3 separate regions of the Homo sapiens genome follow, and regions 1 and 3 are each linked to region 2. A link is a loop called in an ENCODE intact Hi-C map of the cell type or tissue named here. Cell type or tissue: heart right ventricle. All regions are shown on one strand.

Region 1 (8,000 bases), 47 kb after region 2:
TTATCCCTACATGGTCTATTCCCAGAATTCAAAGTTATTGGGGGAGAAAATGCAATTGTGCTTTATCCAGTCATTAAAAACAAAAACAACAACAAAAAAACAAGGGCAGTGGATTTCCAACTGCCTTTCAGACTTTGATGAAAAGAAAAACAAACTTGAGTATTAGCACCAAATTGTGCTGACAACATACTTCCGGGGCTCTTTGTCTTCCTCCGGGCTCTCTTTTCAGAATTTTTCAACAATTCCTATTGATCCCTGCATAGTTCTCATGCTGACCGTTTATGCTTGGGAGAACAGCTGTCTGTGGAGCTTGGAAACAGATCTGCCTGCCTCAGAGGCCCCGAGTGGCAGCGGGAAGTGAAGCCCTGGCTCCCACCTTCCAGAGAGGTGGCCATGGCTCAGTCTCCACTGGCTGTGGGGCCGGCATGGGGCCACTGTGACCCATGAAGCACCTCTGTCTCCAGGGCTGACCCTGCTGTCTGCCTGGCTGCACCAGGCTGTCATCAGCCAGGATGAAACACACCCAGTAGTGGCCCAATCACCTGCTATTTTAGGACCTAGAAGTAACTCAAGAGACCATATGCCAGACGCCCACGCTCTGTGATGGGGATCAGGCCTCATCTGGGTGGCAGAGTCGACTGACGGCTGAAAAGCAATTAGAAGGCAGGTATCCTGGCTCTTGGGACCTAGAGTGGGGAGGAAATACCAGGAGCTGCATTTATGACCCCATTTATATGCCAGCACCACTCACAGATGGTCTCTTACCATGGCCCCCACCCAGTACAGCCACACTGAACATCTTTTAGACCCCAAGGGGCCGAGGTCTTGCCACATCTCCCATCTAGGACTTTGCCCATGTGTTTCTGTGCCATAATCCCTCTCTCATGCTTCTTCTTCTTCTTCTTTTTTTTTTTTTTTTAATTTAAGATGGAGTTTCGCTCTTGTTGCCCAGGCTGGAGTGCAATGGCGCAATCTCAGCTCACCGCAATCTCGACCTCTCCGGTTCAAGCGATTCTCCTGCCTCAGCCTCCTGAGTAGCTGAGATTACAGGCATGTACCACCAAGCTCAACTAACTTTGTATTAGAGATGGGGTTTCTCCATGTTGGTCAGGCTGGTCTCGAACTCCTAACCTCAGGTGATCTGCCTGCCTTGGCCTCCCAAAGTGCTGGGATTATAGGCGTGAGGCACTGCGCCCAGCCTTTCATGCTTCTTCATTCATGCTTCCAGTCTCAGTATGGAGGTCAGCCTTCCCAAGAAGCTTTTTTTTTTTTTTTCCAAGACAGAGTCTTGCTCTGTCTCCCAGGCTGGAGTGCAGTGGCGCGATCTCCACTCACTGCAACTTCCGCCTCCAGGGTTCAAGCAATTCTCCTGCCTAGCCTCCCAAGTAGCTGGGGTTACAGATGCATGCCACCATGCCCAGCTAATTTTGTATTTTTAGTAGAGACGGGGTTTTACCATGCTGGCCAGGCTGGTCTCAAACTCCTGACCTTGTGATCTGCCTGTCTCCACCTCCCAAAGTGCTGGGATTACAGGCATGAACCACTGCACCCGGCCCCAGTAAGCTTTTTTGAAGCTCACCCCTCCAAGAATGAGTTGAGGAGCCCTTGGTGTAAGCCTGTACCTCACAGCACTCGCACGGACGGTCTTCACTGGAAGTATGATTCATGCGTCTGTCTCCTCACTGGCCGGGGAGGGTCACAGAGCGTCTGTCTTGCTCCCTGCTACTTGTCTTATGCCTAAACAGTCTGTAGCGCATGGCAGGCACTGAACAACCACCCGCATGAAGGAACGGTCTCATGAGATCCCAACACCAATCCTGTAAGAGGGCATTATCATCCCCATTCTACAGGACAGAAAACTGAGGCTAAGAAAGGAAACGTGATCCCTGCCCAGTGAGTTAGTGGTGGGGCCAGGGTTTGAAGAACCCAAGCCTCCTGACTCCTAGGTCAACACTTTCTCCATTAATACCCCTATCCTGGTACCAAACTGGAGAAGCTCTACTTCAATAGAACCTTAAGCCTGTCACACCAGAGCTGCAGTGGAATGGGAAACAGAGGCCACCCCATGGCACCAGGGAGTGTGAAGAGAAGAGGATGAAGGAAGACTTCACTGATTGCTCCTGCTGCTGCAAGAAGCACTTGAGGCAGCTGGTGTGGGAGCCCCAAATCACCCGTAAGTGAAGGCAGGAAGAGCAGGGACCATCTCTAGACCAGCGCTTAGCAGGCAGTGCAGGGGAGCTCTGGGCCAGGAAGCTGGGGCTTTGAACATTGTGGGGTTTGATGATGAGAGAGGCAGCATTCAGCAGGAGGCGAAAGTTAAACATACTGACAATAGCAAGCACTGGCAAGGATAATGGGGCAACTAGAATTCTCACACACAGCTGGCAGAACTACGAATTGGTTAACTACTTTGGAAATCTGGCAGCCTCCAACTAAAACTTAACATACCAATACAGTATGACCCAGCAATTCAAATCCTAGGTGTATTCCAACATAAACGACTCCTCATTTCCACCAAAAAACATGCACTGAAGTGTTCGTAACTCTTAAACACCCCTGGTGGGAATTTAAAATGGTGCAGCCGCTATAGAACAGTCTGGCAGTTCCTCAAAAAGTTACATGTAGAGCTACCAAAAGAGCCAGCAATTCCATGCCTAGGCATGTACCCAAGAGAAATGGAAACCTATGTCTACACAAAAGCTTATACATGAATGTTCGTATCAGCATTATTCATAACAGCAAACAAACGTAGAAACAATCCAAACGTCTATCAGCTGCTGAATGGACAAATAAAATGTGGGATATCCATACAAAGGAATATTCCTAGGCAATTCCAAATAACACTAGGAATGAAGTACTGATAATACATGCTACAATGTGGATGAACCTTGAAACCTTATGCTTAGTGAAAGAAGTCAGTAACAAAAGACCAGATACAGTATGATAGCATTTATATGAAGTGTTCAGAACAGGCAAATCTATACAGAGACAGAAAGTAGATTAGTGGTTGCCTAGGGCTGGGGAAGGGGGGAAAGAGGATGAGAAATGAGGAGTAACTGCCATTGAGTACAGGTTTCTTTCTGATATGATACAACCAAATCCTGAAAATAAAAATGTCCAGGAACAGAACGGAAAGAAAAACAGGAAAAACAAACTAGTGTTCATGATACAATAACAAGGAAAAAAGCACGCCATAAAAGAGTACATGCAGTATAATACAGAATTTTAAAGCAGACAAAACTAATCTATGGTGATAGAAGTCAGAATAGTGGCCACTCAGTCAGGCATGGTGGCTCACGCCTGTAATCCCAACACTGTGGGAGGCTGAGGCAGGAGGACCCCTTGAGGCCAGGAGTTTGAGACCAGCCTGGGTAACATAGCAAGACCTCATCTCTACAAAAAATTTAAAAAATTAGCCAGGCGTGGTGTCCCGTGCTTGTAGTCCTAGCTACCCAGAGGCTGAGGTGGGAGGATTGTTTGAGCCCAGGAGTTAGAGGCTGCAGTGAGCTATGGTCACACCACTGCACTCCAGTCTGGACAACAGAGCTAGACCCTGTCTATATTTAAAAAAAGAAGGAAAAGAAAAGTAAAAAAAGAACAGCAGCTACCCTTGGGGAGCTACAGACTAGGAGGGACCTGAGAGAACCTTTTAGGGTGATGGAAATGCTTTTAATCTTGACCTGCATGGCAGTTACACAGAGGTAACTATATGTAAAATCCATTAGACTGTGCACTTAAGATTTGTGCAATTTAATGTAGACATGTTATAAGTTATACCCCAATTTTTAAAAAGTAATTTTAAAACAAAAAAAAAATAGAGGCTCAAGTTAGAAGACCAGGGTTCGATCCTGGCTGTCTGACCTCAGGTAGTCCCGGCCCTCTCAGGACCTGCCTCCCGGTCCTCAGACACTGGACCACAGGCTACAAAGGATCCAAGTGGCCTGGTAGTCTGAGATTCTGGGAATGCACATACCTATTTGTCACAGGGTTTGCTGGGAAACTTGGCAAGTGCTGCCATCAATGCGGTGAGAAGAAAAGGAGGCTCTTGCTGTAGGCTCAGCCTTGTTTCTAAGGAAGGAAAGGTCTTCGCAAAGTGGGCGGAACACGCTGCCACCAGGAGAGAATGTCAATTTCAATATGAATCATCTCCTACATCCCCAGCAACTTGCTCTGGGAATAGACACCCTGACTCACTCCTCTCCTGACAGGAACAAGACTTGTTGCTGAAATCTCAGATTCCAAGAAGACCAGCCCAATACCCCCTTCGAAATGAAAAAGAAAGAAAGACAGAAAGAAATCAACCTAGTAACCAACCAGCAGTCACAGAACCCTGGGCAGAGACAAAGCAAACCCCTTTGTACTGATGAAGAGACGAGGCCCAGAGGAGGCCGGCTCACTCGGCTGCTGGCGCCAGAGCGGGGACACGAACCCAAGGCTCCTAACCTCCAATTTTCTTTTGACAACAACTTGCTACTATATTTTCTAGAGAAATAAATTATGCTCTGTGCTAGTGGAAAGCCTTTTAAAGAACAAGAAAATGGCCAAGATGCATCTTAATTAGAAACTGCTTGGCAAAAACTCTTTGAAGAAGGAAAGCGCAGAGTGTGGAGCGGTGAGTGGTCGGTCGGCGGTGTGAGTGCACGACACTGCAGCAAGCTAATTTCGAGGCGTGCTTTGCTCTGATGATCACCCCTTGGGCCCCAGGAATGTTCTGATCATCAGAAGGTGGCCGAGGAATTGTGCACATGTCACTCAAGGCCACAAGGAGACCACCATGGGGCCGTAGCATCTGTCTAACAGCAGGTTCTCTTATCTTCCTTGGGCTAAGGGCCTGGCTATCAGTGACCAGTGCTCCTAAGCCATTTCCTCCGACTTTTATATCCTCTGGCCTCCGGATGGCGCTTTCAGGGCTCTCAAAGCATGTGACTACCAGGAAGGTTTGCTTGCTGCCCTTAAGCCTGACCCATTCTATCCAAGGAATTGCAACATCACCACTTACAAAGCTGATGACAGCTTTTTCTCAAAACAAACTCAAAGCCTGGGTCAGGAATGTGCACCGCGGCCTGCCAGAATCAGTGAGCAACATAGCCCAACACTGAGTTTCCAGGAGCTATGGATTTTTTTTCTCCAGAAAAAAACCTCCAAAAACCAAAACTCATCAAGTAGTTATGGTATTTTCAGCCAGATAAGTCAAATGTATACACCGGGAAGGGTGTGTATACCTGCAGGGAAGAAAAAAAATGTAATGTTTGGTGAAGGCTTACTATGTGCTAACCCCCCATTTCACAGGTGAGTAGACTGAGGTTCAGAGAAGTTTGTGACTTGCCCAATTTCACTCAGCTGGTAAGTGCTAGGGATGGGATTTAAACCCAGGCATATCTCTGAAGTCAAAGCTGCTACCTCCCAGAAACATACGTGGAGATCCACGTACTAGGGAAGCAGCTGGTTTTCACAAACTATCTATCTGGCAACATCTGCAGTTCCCAAGGCAGCCACACTGGTGGAGTAACTCTCACCCCGACAAAAAGACCCACCAAGGCTGGTGTGTGTGTGTGGAGGGGGAGAGTATGAACAGTTTGCAGAAGGCACTACTAAGTCACACGCCAAAAAGCAATTGTAAAAATGACATCTTGGGGCCTGGATTTATTCCCTCTTCAACATCATATTTGCTCCGTTTACAAGGCAAAGATGATTTTTCTCTCTGCCAAGGCTGAACATTCCCAGCCTGTGATCTGAAAATCATGCTGTGTTCATTTTGCCTCTTAACTCACCCAAGGCCATAAATCATCCCTCAAAATGGGGATTTGGCTGGCAGTTCTATTGGGGATTTGCGAGGCAGAGGCGGAATCCAATTTGGGGCTCCTCATGGTCATCCTGGGGCTGGCTCAGAGCAGGGAGATGTTACTTTTGGCCACACAAGCACAGAGAAGAGGCCTGAACATCAGATCTGCTGACTAAGCAGAACTGCTACTTTTTACAGGGTCTGTCTGCTGATTCGGAGTGTACTCTGTGACGAGAGGTCAAGGCAGCTGCAGGGGATGAGAGGAATAGAGAACACAGCAAGACCCAGCCCTTACCCAGCCAAACCCAGGCCGAAGGACATGAGGGAAAATAGGGCACTCAGAGACTGCACTAGGCAATTTATTTATTCTACAAAATGTACTGAAAGCCTACTCTGCACCAGGCACTGTTTCTTTCCTTGGACTATACTTATTCTCATTATTACTTTTTACAAACATAATAATCACAGCAGCCTACATTTTATGAATGTATATGGGCAGGTACTATACACCAGGTGTTTTACACCCATCAACTTTCTTTAATCCTTACAGCTGTTGAGTGAAGTAGTTGTTATCCCCATTGTACAGATGGGGAAATTAGGTGCAGAGAAGTTAAGAAACTCGCCCAAAGTGACAAGACTACAAAGTGGCAGAGACAGGATTCAAACTTAGGCTGGTCTAGTTCTCAAATCCATTCTCCTCTCTGTCCATCACACTGACAGCCAATGGTATGTTTTGCAAGTACATTTGGCCTTGATCAACATGAACTTGTAATGCGTGGGTCCACCTAATCGCAAATTTTCTCTTTTTTTCCGAGATGGAGTCTCATTCTGTCGCCCAAGCTGGAGTGCAGTGGGGCAATCTCGGCTTACTGTAATCTCCACCTCCCAGGTTCAAGCAATTCTCCTGCCTCAGCCTCCCAAGTAGCTGGGTCTACAGGTGGGCGGCACCACGTCTAGCTAATTATTTTGTATTTTTAGTAGAGACGGGTTTCACCATGTTGGCCAGGCTGGTTTCGAACTCCTGACCTCAGGGGCTCTGCCCACCTTGGCCTCCTAAAGTGCTGGGATTACAGACATGGACCACTGGACCCAGCCAACGCAGATTTTCTTCTGCCTCTGCCATTCCTGAGACAGAAGACCAACCCCCACTTCCTCCTCCTCAGCCTGCTCAGCAGGAAAATGATGAGGATGAAGACCTTTATAATGATCCACTTTCACTTAATGGACAGTGAATATATTTTCTCTTCCTTTATTTTCTTAATAAGATTTAATTTTCTCTAGCTTATGTTATTATAATACAGTATATAATACACAGAACATACAAAATATGTATTAACTTTTTATTATTGGTAAAGCTTCCAGTCAACAGTAGGCTAATAAGCAGTTAAGTTTCTGGGAAGTCAAAAGTTATACTCAGATTTTCAACTGTGCAGGGGGTTGGTGCCTCTTACCCCTGTGTTGTTCAAGGGTGAACTGTAGATGTTTTTAGGTTATTAGGCACGCATAAAAGATGTTCCTATGGTGGAAGAAAAGAGGGAAATCTGAGTCTTCTGTTCGACCCCTGAGTACTCAGCTGATGTCTAATAAATGATGATGCCTAGAGATGGGAGGCTGCAGACCCTGACCACGAATCACATGCCTTCCCTGGCCTTCCACTGGGGGCAGTGGTGTACAGGACGTGGCACACACCAACCCAGAGACCATTCCCCTACCCCACTGTGTTCTTGGCGGCCACTGTATGTGGTCACTGGGAGACATGGCAGCATGGTAGTTTATGGCTTGGGTTTTGAAGTCCAGCGGAACTGGGATTAAGACTTTGCAAGTCCTCAAACTTGCCAAATCCCAATCTCCTCATCTGTGCAATGGGGATAAGATGGGTAATTTAGATTTTATAAGGGCTGTGAGGCAGACAAAGGGAATACAGCTATGGGCTGGACGCAGTGGCTCCCGCCTGTAATCCTAGCACTTTGAGAGGATCACTTGAGCATGGGAGTTCAAGATCAGCCCAGGCAACACAGCAAGACCCCGTCTGAATTAATTAAGAAATATATATATTTTAGAAAGAGAGTGAATACAGCTATGGTGCCTGGCATAATGTATGTGCAAGGAATGGGTTCTTGGGCCCGAAATCATACACCTCCTAAGAGACAGTTTCCCCCTGCTAATGCTCTGAGGATTTCTAGTTGCTAGTGGTGACTTGGCCATGATGGGCAGAGCT
Region 2 (8,000 bases):
TGCTGGCAAGCTGTCTCTCAAGGAGGCAGGGTCCTCGCTGCTGCCAGGAGCTGCAGGAACCAGCCCCAGACCTGTCTGCAGCAGGACCTGGCACTCCCGGAGCCCACATGGAGCCTGGTGTGTGCTTGGATGCGGCCCCTCCCGGTCTCCACTGCTTACTCCCCAAGTCTATGTAAATAGCCTCTCTCCGTGGGGAGCTCCCCTCTGGGATGCATGCCTTGCTTTAGTCTGGGCTGAGAGATCAACATGGTGGGCTGTGGTGTTCAAGGCTGTTGTGCCATCCAGACACACGACCATTCCCTCTGAAAGGCTCTGGTCCCTGACCAAGTGTGCCTGCAAGGCTGGAGACCAAGAGGTCCCAGGCCTGGCCATGGGTCTGCAAAGGGATATGCACCACCCACTCCACGCCCACCCCACCCGGCCATCTCAACAGGCCAGTGCAGGGCGGGCTCAAGGCTGGAGCAGCTCTCAGCAGATGAGCCACGTCCCCCCTCCACAAAGCCATTCCCCACTTGCTGCAGCTGCTGTGTGTGATAGATCCAGCCCCAGGGGCCGTCCAGGGTGGAAGCAATGTGCCCCAGATGAGCAATGACTGACCTTGCAGGGAGGGGATGGATGGTCGTGGCTGTGTCCCCTCCCCAGGGAAGATGCTAGACTGGGGAGGATGTCCCCACCTCAAGGCTGTCTTAAGGAAGGGACTCAGCACAGACTGCACGGCAGCTCCGGTTCCGAGACTGCTGGGCTGTGCAGCCGTGGGAGAGACCCTCAACATCTCTGGGTCTCAGAGATGACAGGGTGAAGCTGGCTGTTGGGCCTCTTCTGGCCCCCGCCCCCCTCCCCCGCCGAGGGCCTCTGACTCACCACGTTCAGGTGGAAGCTCTCTCCCACCCAGGCCTTGGCCTCCTGGAACTCCTCCTTCAGCTCCATGAGGTAGAGGGTATCGAGGGAGTCAATGACTGTTGCCCCGCTGAGGCCTCCTGCAGGCACAGAGCATTGAGGGTGTGACCCAGGGCCATCTTTCTCTTTTCCCCAACTGGACAAGCCACCGTTCTCAGGGCCCCTCCAATGCCAGCGCAGGCTTGGTGGCAAAGGCTGGCCTCAGGCACCATCCGGGGGACTCCAGTGCCACCATCGAAGGTGACGCCGAGACCCAGAGTCCCCGCCATGGGCTGCTTCCTCCTCAAGGCAGCAAACAGCGGCCAGAGAGACCGAGGGCCCAGGCTGAGCCACTTCCCAGACTCGGTCCACTCTTCTGTTGGTCAGCGGGTCAACTATCAGTGCCAATCAGCCACCCACTTTTCTCTGCTTTGGCATATAAAAATCTTTGTTTGTTTGTTTTTGAGACAGGGTCTTACTCTGTCACCCAGTCTGGAGTGCAATGGTGCGATCTCGGCTCACTCCAACCTCTGCCTCCCAGGTTCAAGCGATTCTCCCACCTCAGCCTCCCAAGTAGCTGGGACCACAGGTGTCCACCACCACGCCCAGATAATTTTTGTATTTTTAGTAGAGATGGGGTTTCACCATGTTGGCCAGGCTGGTCTTGAACTCCTGGCCTCAAGTGATCCACCCACTTCGGCCTCCCAAAGTGCTGGATTACAGGCGTGAGCCGTGAGCCACCTCATCCAGCCTGGCATACAAAAATCTTTTTTTTTTGGAGACAGAATCTTGTTCTGTCGCTCAGACTGGAGTATAATGGTGCTATCTCAGCTCACTGAGACCTTCATCTCCTGGGTTCAAGCGATTCTCGTGCCTCAGCCTCCCAAGTAGCTGGGATTACAGATGCATGCTACCACACTCAGCTAATTTTTGTATTTTTAGTAGAGAGTGGGTTTCACCATGTTGGCCAAGGCTGGTCTCGAATGCCTGGCCTCAAGTGATCTGCCTGCTTTGGTCTCCCAAAGTGCTGGAATTACAGGCGTGAGCCACTGCACCTGGCCCAAAAATCAACCGTGCCAATCCTCTGTCTCTTCAAGATTAGTTGTAGCTAATAGAGGGTGAACTATGGCTCAAATATAAAATAGGATACCATGCAGTCATCCACGCAGGTGAGGTCGACCTGTGCCTATTTACCTGGGGAGACATCCACGGGATCTTTTTCTTTCTTTCTTTCTTTCTTTTTAAGTAAATTGCAAATAAGAAAAAAACACAGTATAATTCTTATTGTACATCAAAGTGTAAGTGTACAGAACTAAGTCTGGTATGACCCACTGACTACCTCTGAGTGCCGGGATTACAGGTGCCTTTTGATTTCTTCAGCTCATGGGTTACTTTCTTATAACCAGAAACTTATTTCCATTAAAAAAAAAAAAGGAAAGAAAATTTGGGCAAAGAAACCAAACAAATACACAAAGTAAAAATTTGCGGCCATTCTCATTCTAGTGCACGAACCAGCTACGAGGCCTGGCCCCTACCACTGGGCATCAGGCACCTGTCCTGGGAGTAAAGGCTGAGATAAGTGCAAAATGATAGTTTTCCATCCCATGAACCAGACAGAAGAGTAATGAGGAAGACACCCTCTGGCACAACCAGAGCCTTTTGCACTCAGTGCAGAAAACTGTGAAGGTGGAGGGGAGGGAGAAAGGGACATGCCTGCTACTATCTGAAAGGCTTCCTGAAAGAGGTGGCGCCTCCCATCAACTCCTTACAACTATGGAGTCATTGCAGGCAGCAGTAGTTTCCTTTAGGGACCAGAGTGTAACCCTAAGAGGAGTAATTGTTCCTTCAGTGTCCTCCCTGCAGAGGCTGAAAACATTGAGAGTCACAGGCTCCACCTTCCGCAGTGGAAACTCTGGAGCCTGTTGAGCCCACTTGAGTCTGCAGCGTGGGCTTTGCGGCACCTCCTGAATTCAGAGTTAGCCTCTAATCTCCTTAATGAGTGCTTCCTAACTGCTCACTTGTGTTGACTGAAGGCAGAGAATCCTTCTGAAATTCACACACTTAACCACCTCTCTAGGCTGGGCAAGGTCTGAAAAAGGATACAGCCTGGAAAAAGAATGGAAGTGAGGGTGAGAGGGAGGGAGAAGTTAGGAGGAAGATGAGGCTGGAGGTCAAAGAATCTATTACCAGAAGGGAGGGCCCGCCAAGGAGGGAGCAGAGGGCTGGAGGCACCCAGCCCTGTGTCCTGGGATGGGCTGGAGGTCGGAGAATCTATTACCAGAAGGGAGTTCGCCAAGGAGGGAGGAGAAGGCTGGAAGGACCCAGCACTGCGTCCTGGGATGGCTTCCCTGTTTGGGCTGAAGTGAATTTCCAGAATGTCAGCCCCTCCCATGCTTAAGAAGTGGTAGGAAAACACATCCCAAAGCCAAACAGACTTGATCCTTTGCCGGTTCATCCCAGCTGCTTCCCCTGTAGGTGGCAGGGCTGAACAGAGTTCCTGGCCCGTATTCACCCTCTCGAGGTGCTCAAGCAGGGAGGCACTGAGGAGCCCAGGCAGACTGAGCAAAGCAGATCGTGCCCAGCACACAGGGTACAGGCCTGGTGTCCATGCTCCTGGCTGTAGCTCAGGCCCCTTCCTGTTCTATCACAGGACCTCAAACCAGACGTTTGAAGGGCCTGGAAGAATCTGGGGGATCCTGCTGCCCCTACCCCTTCATTGTCATAGATGAAGACCTCAGAGAGGGGATGGGACACACTCAAGATTAGACCAAGGGGGGACTGGCCCAGCCCCAGGCCAAGTGGAATGTGTTTTCCACGCATCAGGCATTGCAGGGCCGCTCAATTCTCTGTGAAAACAGTTGCAGATCTGATTGCTCACCCCACCCCACCCACTCTGATCAGTTACGGATCAAGAGAGGCCCAGGCCGTATGTCCTTCAAGGCCAGGGGAGAGGCAGCCGCAGTGTCTGATTTCTGAATCCTGCCTTGAGCTCCCTGGTGTTTTCACCCCATGCGCCCTTCTTCCTCTAGATCAGGCTGGGAGGGCAGCCAGGACTCCTCGTGACCAGCTCTGCCCCGTGACGTCCCTGGGGACGCTCTATGAGGCCAGCTGAGAAAGCAGCTTGCTAAGAGATTTGTTGGCAAGTTCCTGCCCCTGCTCTCAGGCTCCTGAATCCTTCTCTTGGTTGGTCTCCCACCCCCATTCCCACCTGGCACATGGCTGAGCTGCAGTCCAGCAAGGCACTTACTGGAAAGCCTTTCATTCCAGTCCAGAGGCTACTCAGCGGTCAGGCTGGGCAGGAGAGAAGGCCCTATCCTGAATTCAACCCTATTTGCACCTGCAGCCACCCTGGGGCAGCTCCCCAGGAGGAAAGACACACTCCCTGTTCAGTAAACAGACCATGATTTATACACAAAGAGCCAGCTTGGACGCTTCCCTAGGGCTGTGGCTGGGGCGGGCTCCATGTTGGTCCACTTTCCTGTTCCAGTTCTGAAGCCATGGGGTTCACCCCTTCCTGCTAGTGCAGAAGGCAGTGAGGTGTCTTAGAAATAATACAGGCCCAGAAATCAGCAGCCCCGCGTTCAAATGCCGCTATGAGCCAGCAACACATCTGCTCTAAGCATCAAAGTTCTCATCTATAAAATGAGGTTAAGACCACTGGACCAGGGCACTGGGGAGCCACTGCAGGTTCCTGAGCCAGGATAAATACATCACATACACACCTGGCCTAGATACATCTGATAAATACAACCTATATGCTTGGCACAGACTAAGTGCTTGATAAATCAGTTCATTGAACCGATTGTTCATCAGTTCTGGGGTCCCTTAGTTCACCTTGAAATAGCAGCCTGGCCAGGGAGTGAGGAAGGGCAACGAGGTCAGGGAGACCCTCTTGATCCTTTCCTTTGGGAGGGTTCGGACCTTTGGCTACTGAATAAAGCCTTTGCAAGGCAACCTCACACATAGCTAAGAGGCTGGCTTTGGTGTCAGGGAGATGTTCAAATCCTGGCCTCTTATACCCTAGCTGTGCAATAGGGCAAGCCATTCTACCTCTTTGTGCCTCGTTTCCCTCATCTGCAAAATGGCGGTGACACTAGGACCTGCCTCATAAGGCTCCTGGGAGGGTTAAATGGGGTAGGTTGATGGACAAGGGCTGGCATGATAGTGAGTACATGTGGCCCTCCTTGCCCCTACTGGCACTGGGCAGCCCCTCCACAAAAATCTTCTTGGGTCAGTGAGGCCTTGGGGTGCAACTACATTCCCGGCCCTCTCTCTCACCCTGCAGGGCAACGTGAGCGTGAGATTGCAGCTTGCAAAAACCCTTGGCCCAACTTAAAGGAAAACCGCCCCACAGGTCCCATCTGTATCTGCTGCCGAGGCCATCACTACCTGATCTGGTTGTGTAGTTGCCTCCAAAAGGGTCCTCCTATCTCCAAGACCCCTTCCCTTTACCTCTTATTCACTCTAAAGCCAGATCCAACTTGGGTCTCTCCCCAAGCTCAGGAACTGCCAATGGTTCCTCAGTACCCATGTAGGAAGGGGTGCAAGCTCCTGCTTCCATACCTTGGCAAGTGTGGTCTTCTCTGCCAAGAAATCTTCTCTGTGCATCTTGGCATGTTCAACACTAACATGTTCTTCAAGGTCTACCTCCCAGGGGCAGCCTGAACTGGTTCCACTAGCTAACCTCTTCTTGCCCTGAGAGTGCCCACAGCACTTTCTTGGGCACCCACCACTACCTCCCTGCACTGTGGGGCTTTGCCTCCCTAACTAGACTGTGAGCCCCTTGAGGTCAAGGGTCCCCACTGCCTCTCTCATACCCCTCCCCACCAACCTTCCAGCCTTGTCTCCAAGCATCCCAAAGGTCAGAACCCCCCAACCCAAATGGGCCACTTGCCATTCCCTCCTTACATACCGATACTTTTATGACTCTTCTACAGACTCTGCCAGAACTGCCTTTTCCCATCCCACCTTCTCCTGTGGAAATCTAGGGCCCACCTCTAATGGCTCATTGCCCACAAAGCCATGCATGCAATCTCACCCTCTGATGTCCGGCTTAGAGCCCTTCTTCTGTGAGAGGGTCTTCCCCAGCCCCAATGTCCACATTCTAGGCCCCTACACTGTGCACCTCCACCTCCCCCCATTCTCATCTCATGCTAATGGACTCATGCGTTTCCCTGTCCCTGTCACTTTATAATAGTGGGGACTGTAGTCTGCATCTGTGTCCTCCCCACAGTGGGACGGCAGGAGGGCAGGAGCCAGGCTGGTCTCCGGGTGTCACGGATCCTGGCTCCTTACTGGATCTTGGCCTTCAGGCTGCCATTCTTCCTCTTGCTTCTCCTTCTACCCTGGGATGGCTTCTTCCCAGTCTCCTGTGCTGGTTCCTCCCCATCTCCAGACCTCTAAAGACTGGGGTGCCCTGGGGCTCTGCCTTTGGGCTTCCTTTCTGTCCTCCCTCATTCTCTTAGTGATTTCAAATCTTAAAATCCATCGGCCAGGCACAGTGGCTCACGCCTGTAATCCCAGCACTCTGGGAGGCTGAGGCAGGCGGATCATGAGGTCAGGAGTTTGAGACCAGCCTGGCCAACATAGTGAAACCCTGTCTCTACTAAAAGTCACATATCCAACTCTGCATGCATGTCTCCACTTGAAGGTCTTTGGGCATCGCATGTTTCACTGTCTGAAAGCCAATCCCATGCCTTCCTCCAGACCTGTTCCTTCCAGTCTTCCCCATCTTGATTAACACCAATGTCCTCCTCCCAAGAGCTGTGGCCCCCAACCCTTGACCCTGTCTCACACCCCCTCATCCAGTCCTGCAGCAAATCCTGCTGGCCGTCTCTGCGAGATTTCCAGACACTGCCCACATCTCACCTTCTCCGTGCTACTGCCCTGACCCAGCTACCTCCTCTCTCTTGCATTTATTCCACTGGCTTCCTCCCCGCCCCCTTGGCATCTACCCTTGCCCTTCCCTCTTCCCCGATCCACCCATCTGTCCTCAGCGTTGCAGCCAGAGAGATTTTTTAAAAAATTCAAGTCAGCCGGGCGCGGTGGCTCACGCCTGTAATCCCAGCACTTTGGGAGGCCAAGGCGGGTGGATCACGAGGTCAGGAGATCGAGACCATCCTGGCTAACACAGTGAAACCCCGTCTCTACTAAAAATACAAAAAATTAGCCGGGCATGGTGGCGGGCGCCTATAGTCCCAGCTGCTTGGGAGGCTGAGACAGGAGAATGGCATGAACTCGGGAGGCGGAGCTTGCAGTGAGCCGAGATAGCGCCACTGCACTTCAACCTGGGTGACAGAGCGAGACTCCGTCACAACAACAACGACAACAACAACAACAACAACAACAAAAATTCAAGTCATATCATGCCACTCCTCTGCTCGAAACCCCCCATGGCTCCCATCTGACTGAGAGTTGAAAGCCTTAGTCCTTCCCGTCCCTGGGGCCCTGTGATCTGTCCTGGTTCCCTCACTGCCTCTCCTCCTCCACTTTGGCTGCACGCTGTCCCTTCAGCCTCCACTTCGGCCTCCAAACCTGCTCCTTGCCTAGGCCCTGGTAGCTGCGGGCTACTCTGCTGAAACTGTTCATGCCACTCACTGTCTCCTTGTCTTCTCTGGTTTTCCCCAGCCTTCATCACCAGGGGCATCACGCACGGATCTGCTTTCCCAGCCACTCTGTCTTCTCCTGAGGGGTTGGCTCCTAGGGAGAGAACTCGGTTCACCGCCACCTTCCACTGCCCAGAACACTTTCCAGCCCCCACGGGGGCCCGTAAGTATTTAGGAATGAAAGAAAGGCCCCCTCCAACTGGATGGGGAGGGCTTCAAGGGGGGCTGTGGCGCATTCACAACTCCCAGTGCCTGGCTACAGTCTGACCCTAGGAGGCATTAAAGGTAAGGGGTTCGGCTGAACAAAACGAGCCCACAGCATGGGCGTCTGTGGTGACTACGTCCAGAGCAGGGTTAAGTGTCTACTCCAGGGGCTGCCACCACTAGACAAAGACCCTCCCACCAGGCTGCCCAGAGTGACAACATGTGCCCAAAGCCTCGCCCTGCACAAAGCTTTCTGTGAAGAGCGTGTCAATCTCTACAAGGAAATGAACCTCCAGCTCCCAGAACCTCCTCCCC
Region 3 (8,000 bases), 130 kb after region 2:
CAACTACTAAGATGGATGGAGAACTTATTATGCGATTGAGCCCTTTTAAAAACAAGTTAAAGACTAAACTGGCCAGGCACAGTGGCTCATGCCTGTAATCTCAGCACTTTGGGAGGCCAAGGTGGACGGATCACCTGAGGTCAGAAGTTCGAGACCAGCCTGGCCCACATGGTGAAACCCTGTCTCTACTAAAAATACAGAAATTAGCTCGGCGTGGTGGCATGTGCCTGTAATCCCAGCTACTCAGGAGGCTAAGGCACGAGAATCACTTGAACCTGGGAGGTAGAGGCTACAGGGAGCCAAGATCACGCCACTGCTCTCTAGCCTTGGTGATACAGTGAGGCTGTGTCTAAAAAAAAAAAAAAAAAAAAAAGACTAACTTATTTGATCCTTACAACACCCCATGTGAGGGGTACCATTAAGCACAGAGATGTTAAGGAACTTACCCAAAGTCACACAGCTAGGAAGTGGCAGAAGAGAGATTTGAGCCCAGACAATCAGGATCCAGAGCCCTCTATGCCTGTCAGAGTCTACTGTCTCCGTCTTGTAATGCTGTGAGAGCAGGTTCTATACGTAGTGAGAGCAAGGAAAGAGCACTGGCCTCAGGCAAGATCATCACAGGCTCATTGGGAGGATTATATAAGTTCATTCAGTCATTCAACAAGCAGGTACAAGGTGCCTGATGTATATACCCAACCCAAGGCAATACACTAAGCTTTAGGGATACAGTGGTGAGGAAAAACAGACACATTTCTCCTATCATGAAGCCTACAGTCTCATGGGGAAGATGAGTTTAAACAAATAACTTCCAAAGGAGTATGAGCTAAGATCAGAGAGAGGAAGGAGAGTGAAACATTGCCCTAAGAGCAGGCAACAGTGGACCTGGACCCAGGCTTCACTGGGTGGGCCAGGGGAGGCTCCCCCTGAGGATGAGTGCAGTTACCTAGCAGAAGGAGAGTGAGAATGCCCAGGCTGAGGGGGCAGCACAGGCAAAGTGCCTGGGTTGGAGGGAACATGGTGCTTTTGAGAATAGAAATCAGTAGGTCTGGAGTAGAGAAAGTGATGGAGAAAGACAAGAAGTGACACCGGATGAATTAGGGTAGGAGTGGGAAAGTGTAGGGGGAGGTGGGTGGGTAGGTTCAGATGAACACTTTTAAAGGTTACTCTAGCTACAGTGTGGAAGACAAAATGGAAGACAGGGGTGAATGAAGGGGGTACCTTTCAGAGGATATTGCAATAGTCTGTGCTAGACTATTTGGGGAGTGGGAGATGGATAGCACCACAGGATTCAAACCATATTTAGAAGCCAAAATTGACAGGATCAGGTGATGGCTTGAACTTGGGCAGTGATGGAGAGGGAGGTATCTCCAGGGTCTCTTATTGCCTGGTGGGGGTATTTGCTGAGATGGGAGCAGTGAACCAGGCTGTAAGGGATTCCCCTTCAGCTCCTTCACTGAGGAGGCAGCTGGGCAGTTGGTGCAGAATCTGAATCTCAAATGGTCATTAGTCTCATTTAGAATCGAAGACTAGAGATAAAGCCAAGCTTGAGCCAACGGATAATCATCAGGCAGCTTCCTTAATAGCCACCAGACAAATTTGGCACTGGGCAGAAGAGACACTGATGACTGTGGGAGGGGCTCCACCCCCGAGAGCACACCAAGTTAGTCTTGAGAGACAAAAGGCCCTCCAGCCATCCTGGGCTCACCCCAGCAGGCTGTGGGACCCAGTCAATACCTCACTGTGCAGTGGTGGTCAATTTCAGGGTCATAGAGCCAGGAACACCTGGCATGAGGCTTTTAAAATGACAGCGTAAAGGTTTTATTTTAACTCTTCTTACCCGAGACCCCGGTCCTGCAGCAGAAGCAGCAGTCAGCTGGGGCTTTGCCATGGGTCCTAGCACTGGGTGCTTAGTGGTTAGAGCAGGGGAGCAGGGGTTGTCCACTGGGGGCAGTTTTGCCCTTAGGGAATATTTGGTGATTTCTGGAGATAATTTAGATTGTTGTAACTGGGGGCAGAGTGCTACTGGCATCTAGTGGGTGGAGGTCAGAGATGCTACTGCACATACTGCAATGCACAGCACAGTCCCCTACAACAAAGAATTATCGGGCCCCAAATATCAATGGTGCAAAGGGTAAGAAACCCTGGCTCAGAGCCAAGGCTGAGGTCAGACAGGTTCGGGTCTGAAATCCTGGTTTTACCACACATTTGGCTGGTTGATCTTGGGCAACTTGTCTGACCTCTCTGAGCCTCAATTTCTCCATCTGTCAAAAGGGATTAATAGTGATACTCACCTCAGAAAGATGATGTGAGGATTAGATAAGATCACTGACTGTAAAGAGCTTGAGGCAAATGTTTACTCTTCCTTCGAGTGAGCAGATCTACTCCCAAAGCCAAGTCCTTAGTATGCTGGAGAAGGGAACACAGAGTGGTAAGAATGAGGACCCTGTAGCCACAGTGCCAGATCTAAGCCTGGACTCAGTCACCTACTAGCAGTGACACCTTGGGAAATTGCCCACTTTTTGAAGCCTGAGTTTCCTCATCTGTGAAATGAAGATGATCATAGTACCCACGAAGTAGGGTGGATATGAGGACTTAGGAGCTAATTTTTGTAAATAGCATAGTGTCTGGCACACAGCAGCACTCAATAAATATGAACTAATGTTACAAAAGACAAAAAGAATCAGCACTGCCTCATTTCCTAGTGGCAGGCAAGATAGCAACCCAAACTGCTATATTGTAACTCAACGCTTCCAGAGATGCTAGAATCTCAAATACTCTGTCCATGGCCCTATGAGAACTTTCACTTGTCAGACTGTACACACCGCTTTTCATTTCAGAAGACATGTTCCCTGTTTGGATGATAATAGTGGCTGTTTAGGAAGCCCTGTTGTGCTGAGCACTGCTCAGAGAAGCCCCTCCTCTCCGGGAGTTTCGAGATCATTCAGCCCAATGGTGGAATGTTGCAATTTAAGGATCAGAGCCTGTAAGTAACTTGCAGCTGGAGGCAGAGCAGACGCTGGCTAGCAGTACTTGAGAATCCCAGCTGATGCCGCTTCCACAAGCACAGGAAGGCATCAAGGTTCTTCTTGTTTCCATGGTCCCGGGTTATGTTTACCTCACTGACATTGTGAGGCTAAAATGAAATAATCCATTTTAATGTTTAAGCAGTGTGCCTGGCATATAGTAGGAACTAAATGTTAGCTATTATTATTTACAGTCCTGGCACTTTTTAAAGGGCATGTAAAATAAATATCTTTGATTATCATAAAAATACATTTCTAAAAGCTTACATCAAGCACCATAAAGCCAGAAATAAAACAGTCTCTTTAAAATGCAACCCTGACATAATTTCGTCACCTGGTTACCTTTGCTAATATCAAGGAGTTTTTGTTTGTGTGTGTCTGTTTTTTAAATGTCCATGAGTTGAGGCTCCAGGTTCTATGCAGGGTGTCAAAATATCTGCCCTTCTAGGGTTAGGATGGTAAGAAGGGCTGAAGGCATCAGGCAGGTGTTGCTGGGTGAACACCACCTGGACCATACAATCATGGGAAGTCCCCTTAAAACTTATCCCCTATGCCATTCAAGTTTTTTTCTAGAAGCAGGTCAATAAGCCAGAGTGGCAGAAGGGCATTGTGGTTGTAGCTTTGATTCTCATAAATCCACATTCGAATCCAAGTCTTGCCTCTTCAGGGACACGTAACCTTGGGCAAGTCTCCTCCTCTGAGCATTAGTTTCCTTAGCAGTGATGATAGTACTCAGTATGTTAAATGTTAGTGTTATTAAACGAAGTAAAGAATAGCAAGCTTAAGATTTGAGGTTGATATAGGAAAGAGAAGAAATATTGGGGTTTGAAGAAGAAGTCTCATGGGTTATCTTACTTGTTCCCAAGTCCCACTTCTGCCACTTGATTGGGTGACCTGGGGAGGTCACTCATCTGTCTTAGATCAGTTTCTTCATCTGCAAAGAGGCCCATAATACCTTAAATGAGATGACCCCCGGGCAAGCACTTTGTTAGTAATAAAGCCAAAAAGTCATATTCATTATAGCTGTGATCCCTTTTCAGAAAGAACTGTCAACATTCCACAAATATTTATTGTACCTCACACATGATATAAAAAAAAATTAAACATAACCTAATATTTAAAGTTTTAAATTAAAAATTCTAAACATACTATATTTCTTATTTTATTCCGTTCTACGTTTTAAAAATTATTCTATTCTATGTATTTTAAAGAAATAAAAAAGCTGCACGGAGCTAGTCATTTTGCCCTGTTCGCCAAATAGTTCCAGATCGCTGCCTTTGGGGCACTTGGTGAGATTGCCCCGCCCCCTTGTGGTTGAGTGGAGCCGTGTGACTAGCTGTGGCCAATAAGCTGTGAGCAGAAATGACAACTGTCACTTCGAGTCCCAAGCATTTAATTGAGGGTGCCATATCCTCTAGAGCTGCGACTGTCCCACTAGCAGGGCGACTGACAGTGATGAGATGGCAGCTGCACCCTCCGCCAGGGCCCCGGTGACCAGCAGAGCCTTCTGAGGATCCGCACTGGCTGCACCGGCATGGGGCTTAAATGAGAGATTAATGTGTGTGGTGTAGACTTCTGAGTTTTGGAGCCACTGAATTTTTAACTTTTCAAAAGTTTTTTTTTAAGGTAAAACTAATTTTAATAATATATTTTATTTAATCCCATACATCCAAAAGATTATCATTTCCATTTTTTTTTTTTTTTTTTTTTTTTTTTTTTTGGAGTCAGAGTCTCACTCTCACCCAGGCTGGAGTGCAGTGGTGCGATCTTGGCTCACTGCAGCCTCCGCCTCCCGGGTTCAAGCGATTCTCCTGCCTCAGCCTCCTGAGTAGCTGGGACTACAGGTGCACGCTGCCACGCCCGGCTAATTTTTTGTATTTTAGTAGAGATGGGGTTTCACCATATTGCCCAAGCTGGTCTCAAACTCCTGAGCTCAGACAATCCACCCGCCTCGGCCTCCCAAAGTGCTGGGATTACAGGCGTGTGCCACTGTGTCCAGCCAAATCTTTTTTTTTTTTTTTTTTTGGTAAATCCTTCGTGAGGCCAGGCGCAGTGGCTTATGCCTGTAATCCCAGCACTTTGGGAGGCCCAGGCAGGTAGATCACTTGAGGTCAGGAGCTCGAGACCAGCCTGGCCAACATGGAGAAACCCCATCTCTACTAAAAATACAAAAATTAGCCAGGCCTGGTAGCACAAACCTGTAGTCCCAGCTATGCGGGTGGCTGAGGCAGGAGAATCTCTTGAACCCAGGAGGCGGAAGTTGCAGTGAGCTGAGATCATGCCACTGCACTCCAGCCTGGGCAACAGAGCGAGACTCCATCTCAAAAAAAAAAAAATCCTTCATGAGAAAAGTTATATTCTTTTTTACATACCAAGTCTTACAATCTACAGTGGGTTTTACATTTATAGCCCATCGCAATTCAGGCGAGCCACATTTCCAGTGCACTGCAAGCCCCAGTGGCTTATGGCTGGTTCCTATGGACAGCTGTGCTGTCCAGCAACTTATCATCCCCTAAAACTGAAACTCTGTACTCATTAAACACTAACTCCGCATTCTTCCCATCGCCCAGCCCCTGGTAACCACTATTCTACTTTCTGTTTCTATGAATTTGACTACTTTAAGCACCTCATATAAGTGGAATCATACAGTATTTGTCTTTTTGTGACTGTCTCACTTCACTTAGCGCAGTGTCCTCACAGTTCATCCATTTGGTAGCATGTGACAGAACTTTCTTCCCATTTAAGGCTGAATAATATTCCATCGTGTGTATCTGCCACATTTTCCCTGTCCATTCATCCATCGATGCACACTTGGTTTGCTTCTATGTTTTCGTTATTGTGAATATGCTGCTATGAATATGAGTATGGGTATATAAATGTTGACTCGTTATGATATGTGTGTTGTTGTTGTTAAAATGGAATTGTACCATGCTCACTGCTTAGGCAGTCTGCTTTTTCTAATGTACCAATATGTCAGGAGCATTTCCATGAAATTAAATACTCTTCTACTTAATTGTTCTGAACAGCCAAATAGTACTTCTTATGTGGCTCTATGATTATTTATTTACCCAATCTGCTACCGTTAGACATTTAGGTCATTTCTAATTGTTAATTACATTTGACAAATAGTTTCTCCTTCTCATAATGCCTCATCTCTAACACAGCAGACAGTAGGAGGATACATTCAGATGGAAGACGGCGTGGTCACCCCAGGGCATCCACTGTCACCAGGGTTTTGCCACAGAAGACCCAATATCTTTGTAGCTGTGGAGGGCATAACCTTCTCTGGGCATTGCAAGGAGAGCTGTGCACAGCTGTGCAAAGAGTGTTGGAGTCACGGGGCCGTGAGCAGTTCTGGGTCCTGCCACATTCAAGCCCTCAGACATCCACTCTGAGCCTGTTTTCTTATTTGGAAAATGAGGATAATGATACTGGCCCCTTGGCATTTTTTTATTTTTTAAATTGACAAATACAACTTGTATACATTTATGGTGTACAGCACGATGTTTTGACATCTATGCACATTGTGGAATGGCTAAATCAAGCTAATTTATATATGCATTATCTCACCTATTTATGGAGAGAACACTTAAAGTCTCCTCTCAGCAGTTTTCAAGTATATAATACATAGCTATTAACTATAGACACCAGGTTGTACAATCGATCCTTGAACTTATTTTTCCTGTCTAAGTGAAATTTTGTATTCTTTGACCAACATCTTCCAATCCTCTCCCCTCCTCGCCCCTGATAACCACCATGCTGCTTTCTGCTTCTATGAGTTTGACTTTTTTAGATTTCAGTTTTCAGTGAAATCACACAGTATTTGTCTTTCTGTGTCTGGCTTATTTCACTTAACAATGTCCTCCAGGCTCATTTTCTTTATCCGTTCATTTGTTGATGGACACTTAGGTTGATTCTGCATCCTTGGCTATTTGAATAATACTGCAACAAAATGGGAGTACAGATATCTCTTGGACTGACTTGATTTCATTTCCTTTGGATACATACCTAGTAGTGAGATTGTGGGATCATATAGTAGTTCTATTTTTAGTTTTTTGAGGAACTTCCATACTGTTTTCCCTAATGGCTATTTTTTTTTAAGTCAGAGTCTCACTCTTGCCCAGGCTGGAGTGCAGAGGTGCAATCTCAGCTCACTACAACCTTTGCCTCCCAGGTTCAAGCGATTCCCCTGCCTCAGCCTCCTGAGTAGCTGGGACTACAGGCATGCACTACCATGCCTGCCTAATTTGTGTATTTTTAGTAGAGACGGGGGTTTCACCATATTGGCCAGGCTGGTCTCAAACTCCTGACCAGCCCATAATGGCTATTCTAATTTACACTCCCACCAACAGTGTATAGGTTTCCTTTTTTCCACATCCTTGCCAACACTTGGTATCTTCTGTCTTTTTTATAACAGCCATTCTAACAGGTATTAGGTGATATCTTGTGGTTTTAATTTGCATTTCTCTGATGATCAGTGATGCATTTTTTCATATACCTGTTGTCCATTCATATGTCTTTTTTTGAGAAATGTCTATTCAAGTCCTTTGCCCATTTTTTAATTGAGTCATTTGTTTCCTTGCTATTAAGTTGAGTCACTTATATATTTTGGATGTTAACCCCTTATCAGATGCATAGTTTGCGAATAATTTCTCCAATTCCATTGGTTCTGTCTTTACTGTGTTGATTGTTTCTTTTACTGTGCAAAAGCTATCTAGTTTGATGTAGTCCCATTTGTCTATTTTTGCTTTTGTTGCCTATGCTTTTGGGATCATATCCAAAAAACCATCACCCAGACTGTCACGGAGCTTTCCCCCTATGTTTTCTTCTAGTAGTTTTCTTCTAGTGTTGAAGTCTTTCATCAATTTTGAGTTGATTTTGATGTAAGAGAAGGGTCCAATTTCATTCTTCCACATGTGGATATCCAGTTTCCCCAACACCATTTCTTGGAGAGGCTATCTTTTCCCCATTGTGCAT

Evidence for each region. A loop is a pair of places that touch in the nucleus more often than their neighbours do. Peaks named below come from ENCODE experiments on the same cell type or tissue, not always from the same donor. Only the 100,000 strongest peaks of a DNase experiment are listed, where the experiment ranks them.
Region 1: it touches region 2 in a loop (6-fold over the local background); 41 of 110 quality-filtered maps call a loop at or near these places.
Region 3: a loop joins it to region 2, with 6 times the contacts of the local background. A loop is called at or near these places in 51 of 110 quality-filtered maps.

Annotation. Positions count from the first base shown.
Region 1 is chr1:25,692,225-25,700,224 of GRCh38, reverse strand. The region is part of intron 2 of MAN1C1 (mannosidase alpha class 1C member 1); the gene reads right to left. Among named protein-coding and RNA genes, the nearest start is that of MAN1C1, 79 kb to the right of the region's middle. RefSeq lists silencers at 3,993-4,287, 7,460-7,708 and an enhancer at 4,016-4,515. In heart right ventricle, CTCF peaks have their summits at 4,894 (motif pointing right) and 7,435; DNase peaks (open chromatin) are centred at 527 and 4,894; H3K27ac peaks cover 6,443 bases.
Region 2 is chr1:25,739,645-25,747,644 of GRCh38, reverse strand. It overlaps MAN1C1 (mannosidase alpha class 1C member 1), which reads right to left. Exons shown (of 12, transcript NM_020379.4): 3 at 862-977. Among named protein-coding and RNA genes, the nearest start is that of SELENON, 57 kb to the left of the region's middle. In heart right ventricle, a CTCF peak has its summit at 3,348 (motif pointing right); DNase peaks (open chromatin) are centred at 3,354, 3,934 and 4,321; H3K4me3 peaks cover 526 bases; H3K27ac peaks cover 3,951 bases.
Region 3 is chr1:25,605,111-25,613,110 of GRCh38, reverse strand. No RefSeq gene overlaps it. Among named protein-coding and RNA genes, the nearest start is that of MAN1C1, 7.7 kb to the left of the region's middle. In heart right ventricle, a CTCF peak has its summit at 4,326 (motif pointing left); a DNase peak (open chromatin) is centred at 4,330; H3K4me3 peaks cover 637 bases.